Regions from separate parts of the Mus musculus genome. Here region 1 is linked to region 2. The links are chromatin contacts, found by Hi-C or POLR2A ChIA-PET in ENCODE. All regions are on one chromosome and are shown on one strand. The core of a region is the stretch at or near the end of the contact, and the rest is flanking DNA. Distances in the headings are between cores, read along the strand shown. Region 1 holds the start of Cenpu (centromere protein U). Region 2 holds the start of Ankrd37 (ankyrin repeat domain 37).

The links. A loop is a pair of places that touch in the nucleus more often than their neighbours do. ChIA-PET counts read pairs that join two places held with the same protein, here RNA polymerase II (POLR2A).
Region 1: a loop to region 2 is called in a map of T-helper 17 cell, with 3 times the contacts of the local background. The contact joins the promoter of Cenpu here to the promoter of Ankrd37 in region 2. A Hi-C loop is called at or near these places in 1 of 37 maps with a recorded cell type or tissue (T-helper 17 cell). POLR2A ChIA-PET finds 5 or more read pairs at or near these places in 1 of 5 experiments (Patski).

Annotation. Positions count from the first base shown.
Region 1 is chr8:46,550,012-46,553,588 of GRCm38, forward strand. It overlaps Cenpu (centromere protein U), which reads left to right and starts at 2,058. Exons shown (of 13, transcript NM_027973.4): 1 at 2,058-2,116. The coding sequence starts at 2,076.
Region 2 is chr8:45,997,644-46,001,114 of GRCm38, forward strand. Ankrd37 (ankyrin repeat domain 37) reads right to left here and starts at 2,207. Exons shown (of 5, transcript NM_001039562.1): 1 at 1,974-2,207; 2 at 1,608-1,760; 3 at 754-845; 4 at 1-177. The coding sequence starts at 2,000.

The DNA of each region.
Region 1 (3,577 bases), core at 808-3,307, 550 kb after region 2:
AGCACCCGAGTGGTTTCTTTTTTCCCCAACTCCAAAGCATAAAAGGTTTATCCACATCTCCCTTCCCAGAAAATGGAGTTACCTCTGCTCTCTATAGTATGCCAGTTTTCCATGCTTCCAGGAAGCCCGTTTCTACCCATCCATGAGGAACTTCCTGCAATACCCACAAGGTGATCTGCCCTCCTCTGGCAGTCATCCAGATGGTTTCTGGGTAATTGAGGACGCACACCTTTCGATGACGAGGAAACAGAAATAACCTTGAGGGAAACGCACGTCATAAACACAAGCGTTTCATCTCAGTAGACAGGAGATGTGAAACTCTTTAGAACTTACTGAGTAGGCAGAGTGGAGGGAGGGGTAAAGAAAACAGTCTACAGTTCACAAAACAATGTACAAAACCTGGTGTCATGCAAAGCTGACCACGACTACATCTTACATGGTATCTCTACTGACCCTAGATACTCACAGACAAGTGCCCTGGAAGATGTGCGTAAGAATTCCTGGTGATGTGCTGTCGGGAATAGTAAATAGAAAACATTGATGTACCCATAGCACAGAGGAATAAAAGCGATGCAAATAGTTACTTAATGAATTCCAAAGGCAGCATGAATGAACTACAGCTGCATGCAGATGTGGACACTTTAAAAATTATGGCTTTGGTTAGGATACTTGCAGAAAACCTACCAAACGTTATTTATAGAGATAGAAATATACAATGATTATACACAGAGGCATATCGAGGCTGAAAAGCATAAAAATGCTAAAGACAAATAAAAAAAACCGTATGGTTTGTGAAAAGGGCCATTCATGGAAGAGTCTGAGAGAACTGTTACATTTTATGTTCTGATTCAGTAATATAGGTGTCTATGTTTTATTTTTACAGTGTTAAATACCCTTTGTTGGAGACAGGGTTTCTTTGTGTAGGCCTGGCTGTCCTGGAACTCACTCTGTAGGCCATGCTACCTGCTTCTGCCTCTAGGACTAAAGGCAAGCACCACCACTGCCTAGCTTGTATTCATATTTTTATTGTGATAAAATTTATAACATAAAATTGGACATTTCAGCTTTTTATTCCAGTCATTTTAAGTGTTTAAATACATCCACCTTTTTTACACAACCATCTATCTCTCCCATCACCCCCATTTCTGGCCTTTCTCATTACCACTGTGTTTTAGGTTAATCAAGAAATCATTGTTGGAGCTGGAGAGATGACTCAGCCATTTGGAGCCTCTTGCCAAAGACCTCAGAGTTTCCCAGCCTCATAACTATCTGTAACTCCAGTTTCAGGGTATCTGATGCCCTCCTCTGACCTCCACTGGGACCACGGATGTGTATATATATATGCGTGTGTGTGTGTGTATATATACATACATATGCGTATATATAATAAATATATAACATTTTGCATCGATACACATAAATCTTAAAAAAAAATTCATTGCCAAGTCCAACGTCTTGATTCAGTTTTCTTCTGAGTTTGGCCGTTTTTTTTACTTCTTATATCTTTGATCCCTTTAAATCAATTTTTCATTCTTTTGTACCACAAGAAAAATGTAAAAACAAAAGAATCGTGAGTATGGATCCAGAAGGGACCTTCCCGCTTTACGAAGGACCTGGAAGGGAGGACAAATAACGTGTCGCGTTCAACAGTGAGCTGCTACAGGGAGCTAAAAGCGGCATCTGCATTTAGCAATGCGAAGGATTTGACAGTAGTCCATCAACTAACAGCCCGCCCGGAAGCACTGGAGTTTTGGATCCGCTGGCGGCTGGCTCGGGTCCACCCACACCCACACCAGCTCCGGGTCATTTACCCGCCCACGAGGCCGGGGAGTTCTAAATTTACGGAACGGAGCGAGAGCGGGAGAGACAGCCTGCAGCAGCTAAGCCGGTTGCTTTGGACTCCGCTCCGCTGTTGGGTGTTTTCCAGGCCTGGATTTCATCGTGCTCTCGCCCAGGACGCTCTCTGGCCCCGCCCCGGAAAAGGCGGAGCATAGCGAGGACTAGGCTCTGATTGGCTGTTCAGAGCAAGACCGGCTAGGCGCGAGTTTGGAGTCCCTGCCTTTGGGAACGGTAGGATGGCTGCAAGGAGAAGTTTGAGATACTCGGGGAACCCGGGGTAAGTGCTGCCGCCCCGAAATCCGCCCAGGATGGGCTCAACCCGTCCCAGAGACTCGCTGACCCGGCCTCAATTCCCACAGCCCCGAATCCTAGAGCCAGGAGTCAAGCTGTGTGGTAGGGGAACTCAGACACCAGCGTCGCTTTCATGTGACAAGCAAATATTTAACAGTAATCATTTCTGGTCTGTCGACATTGCTTTTTATTTCTAAGACGCAGCTGTTTTCGTAATAGAAAACACGGAAGCCAAACGAAATCTCTAGCGAGGGACCAGGCAGCTGCTTGTTTAGAGCTTGGGCTGGCCTTGCCTAAATACCTAAAGGACATTCAGAGTGCTTCATGGATCTTTTCATTATATAAGAGGTGTGCATCTGAAAAGAAGTTAGTAAGCGGCCCGAAAGGTTAGCGCCACCAACTCCTGGCGAAGGATATTCTGGGCGTGTCTGGCGCGCATCCAAAGCCTGGTAGAGATTTGGATAGAAAGGTCTCCTCTGCGTAGGAAGTCTTCCGTGGGAGGATTACCTATGGAAGATGATGCTTGTAGCTACCACAGGACACAGATGGTGGGGGAATCCACATTCGGTGAGCAGTGGGAAGGAAGATTTAAAAAGGGCAAAGGAGCTTATCAGGGCATGCTGGTTTGTGCTTTTACCTTTTTTGGTTTTTCGAGACAGAATTTTTCTGTGTGGCCCTGGCTGTCCTGGAACTCAACTCTTGTAGACCAGGCTGGCCATAAACTTAGAGATCACCTGCCTCAGCCTCCCAAGTGCTGAGATGAAAGGCGTGAGCCACCACCACCTTTGAGCAAGGGAAAGGAGCTTAGAACTTGATCTGCCAAACCAGTGGTTTTTGTTGTTTCAACATCTTGAGGCTTGGAATTTATGAAATCTGTTCATTATCACTCCTAAAACACACGGATGCATACAGCAAAGATTATATAAAATGGTTACTGTAGAGATTTCCTTTAGGAAAGAAAGAGGTTTCTGTAGAGTTTGGAAACTGCTCCAGGACTCCAGCCCACAGCTAGAAGGGAATTTCTCTGGTTTTGGAGCACACACAAGAAACAGGTAGAGGGGCTGGTGAGATGGCTCAGCAGGTAAAAGCACTGACTGCTCTTCTGAAGGTCCTGAGTTCAAATCCCAGCAACCACATGGTGGCTCACAATCACCCGTAATGAGATCTGACACCCTATTCTGGTGGGTCTGAAGACAGCTACAATGTACTTGTGTATAATAATACCTAAATCTTTGGGCTAGAGCCAGCAGGGACTGAGCAAGTGGAGTTGACCGGAGCGAGCAGAGCAGAGGTCCTAAAAGCTCAATTCCCAACAACCACATGAAGGCTCAGGCTCACAACCATCTGTACAGCTACAGTGTACTCCTATACATAAAATAAACAAATCATAAAAAAAAAGAGTCAGATGGAAAAGAGTTCAGGCTAGGCAATTTATGCCTCCAGGTTG
Region 2 (3,471 bases), core at 957-3,456:
ACAGTCCTGAAACTCCGCTTCTGTCTCAGCACAGGAGCACGGGGGTCACGCTCCTGTTGCTCACCTGATGATCTTGCCGTCTGCATACATTTAATCATTGTTAGAAACCTGGCACATTCTGGAAAGCCATATGACCAAGCAAGATCTTCAGCTGTCTGCCCATTCTTATTGCATACGCTGAAATTAGACAAAAATTGAGTTAAGTGAAAATTATTGTTTATTATTTTTCTAGTAGAGGAAATTGGAATACATATCAACACAGGGAACAGGATAAAAGAGGTCTCACACTCTCGAGAACATACATACACATCACACCGGAATTGGGCCAAAGAAAGATCAAGGAAATTAAATTCTGTTCACTGTATGCTCAGTGACTAGCACACCGCATATCATGGACAGTCTATCGTATTTTTATTCCATTATCATATTTCACTATTGAAAGAATCTAACTACAAGAATATTTGGTGTTCAAATTCACTGTATTTAACTATATGGTTCAGTAGATAGCCAGTGAGAACTTCTATAGGAAAAGTCTTCCTGAGCCAAAACTGTAGTAGAATGCCATGAAGACTTGCACCTCTGGATGCCGAACATCTGTTTCCACTTACTCTATTTGATAATATTCAATTCCTGGAAGGATAACATTATATTACCAGTTAGGCGAGTATTATTTTTAAGATCATATATAATTAGGAGTATGGTTAATTTAATCCAAGAAACCACAAAGCCTCAGACCACTGATTTCAGACTCACCCAATCTGGACATCACTGGCCACAAGGAGGCTCAGGCAGTCCAGGCTTCCAACCTTTGCTGCCTTGTGGAGTGGAGTTTCTCCCAAGACATCCTGTAAGACAAGACTGCACATTAGGGTCTCCCTAACATTCTGTAGAAGCCAGTGGGCAAAGTAATACCAGCTATTTGAGGGAGCCAGTGAAAACTACCTTGTAACAACTGGATTATTCCACTAATTGTATTTTTCATGAAGTTCTCTTGCTGTGCTAATACAAAGTTTCCATTAATAAAAACATGCCATCATATTTGCACACATTAAAAAATTAAGGGAATGCCAGCACACTATAGAGTTCTATAGAAGCCAAAGGTTTACAATTAAAAACTTCGTCACACTCTAATGAAGATGAAGACTACTGGAAGAATTGATGGTGGGCATGTTTCCCACATACTATTTCCTGGTTGACTGGAACTTGGACAATAGCAAGTACTTTTAAAAGTACAGTAAATACATGCTATATATATATATTTGAAATGTGGTTCGACTTCACTGAGCTATGCCATAAAAGTAAAATACACACTGAATTGGGAACCGTGGTACAAGAGCAAAATAAAATACACATAAATCATTGCTGATATAATTACATACTGAAAGAGTATTTGGGATTAGATTATTAAAAGAAATCCCATGGCTTGTTTTTGTTTTATTAATGTGGATACTAAAAAGTTCCAAGTTACCATCTTGCAGTATGTATTTTTCTCCTGGAAATTCCTATATGCCTGTTTATACCAACTGAAACGGACATCTAGGAAATGTCCGTGCAGACACTGGGTGGAGGAGAGGGTTGTACATAGCAACAATCGGTTACCTAGTTACCTGTTGGTTGAGGTCAGCACCTGTTTGCAGCTGCCAGAGAAGAAAGCACGCAAGGCCGCCACCTGCAGCTAGGTGAGCAGGCGACTGCTCCTGGGGATCCGGAGGTGCGTTCACTGATGCTCCTGTCTCCAGCAAACTCTTAAGGTCATCCTCCTGCAGGAAAAGAACAGCTTGTCACTGTCCTGTCCCGCTCGAGCCCTCTGAGCTGAAAATCCACCCCTCCACGGAAAAAAAAAGAAAACAAGATCTGACAAGGTTTGACTTGGTAACCCAGCAGTTTGTCACTGTCACGTTTGTTAGAGCTCCTAAGACACACAGACCTCTGGGAGATCTAGCCTGCAGGACTTAAAGGGGCGAGAGTCTCACCTCCAAGTTGCAACTAAGCAACAGCATCGCCCACCTAAAGCAGATGACAAGTGTCCCCGGGAGTTCAGAGAGGCAACACTGGCCGGTAAGAATGCAAGGGACTGCCCCAGTTCGGGAGAATTTAAAGCTCTCGGGAACCTGCAGGGCCGCGGCTCCTCCCCGCCGCTCCCCAGCCTGGGAGCGTTCCCACGGCCTGGTTCTGCCCAGCGCGATGTCCCCAGCCCCGCTGCGGCCTCACGTACCCAAACACTGACATGTGCAGCCTGGAACCCCAAGCAAAAGAGGAGGGGGCGGAGCCTGCTGCGCGGCCTGCCAGCTGATTGGCCAGGCCGACCTCCCCCTGGGTCCGCCCTGTTGGGAGCGAAGCCCAGGCGGCCGCAGCACGCGTGCGCAGTGAAGGTGGTGGGCGAAGAGGGTGGAAGGCCTGGCCTTTGCGCTTTGGCGGCGGCCATGATGCGAGCCGAGCTAGGCACGTACTGCTGGGTGGAGTCAAGCCCTTTTAGCCCTCTGGAGAAGCCGCAATCGCCGGTGCATGGCTTTGTGACTGAGAGCACGCACGTAGCCCGGAAAAGAGGGAAGCAGAAGTAGCCCACACCCATCCACCCCCGCAGGCCCCGCGTCCTCCACCTCCAGCTTGGTCCGAAGGTGCTTCCTCCTGCCCCACGTCCTCCGCCGCCGCGCGCGCCGCAGGATGCTTTGGAAGGGGATGCAGCGGTGGGGCGTTAGAGGGCATGTCGATGAGACTGTGACGGAGGGTTTACCATAGGAGATGCTCTCCCAAACCCAGTGAATTACCTATCAGTCAGTGTTGCCTTTGTGAGCAAGGTGGCAATTCCTGTGAAATAAGCCACCCATTGTCACACGTCCCCTGAGGGTCCGAAACCCGTCCTGGTTCCGGCAATAGCTAGTAAATACAAGGAGTTTGCCAAGGGGATGGCCCTCACTCCGGTTATTAGGAATAATAAGAATACGGAAAGGAAAGAACAAAAGATTACCGTGAAGAAAGCAGCCAAGTGATTTAATGTTAGTGATGTGATCTGCTGACAGCATGAACCCCTGCGCTAGGACATGAGAAGGGCTTCATCAAAACCCAGAACCCAAATTAGAGCATCAGATAAGCCTGAGGAACAAAAGGACTCTTCCCAGGATACTACTACTCAAAGCCTTGAAGTCAGTAAAGTCTGAGAAGCAGACCAAAAGAAACAATAATTTAGGGTGAGATTTTAAAACAAACATGGCATTACTGGTAAAATTCATGACAATGTAATAACTGCAAAGTTTGAATTCCTTTTCATGAACCCTGTTGACTTCTGACTGTAGTTAAAGTTAATGGTAGCAGGTGAAACATAGAGGTAAGAAACTATTAACAGCTGGTTAGACATCAAATAACATGTAGAGTTTACTTGACACAGAAGACCGTGTCGCTTAAAATAGTCTATGTTGTGCTTCTTCCTGTAAATCTTAGCTCCTAAGGAAGTTTTATTTAAATATTTGGCTT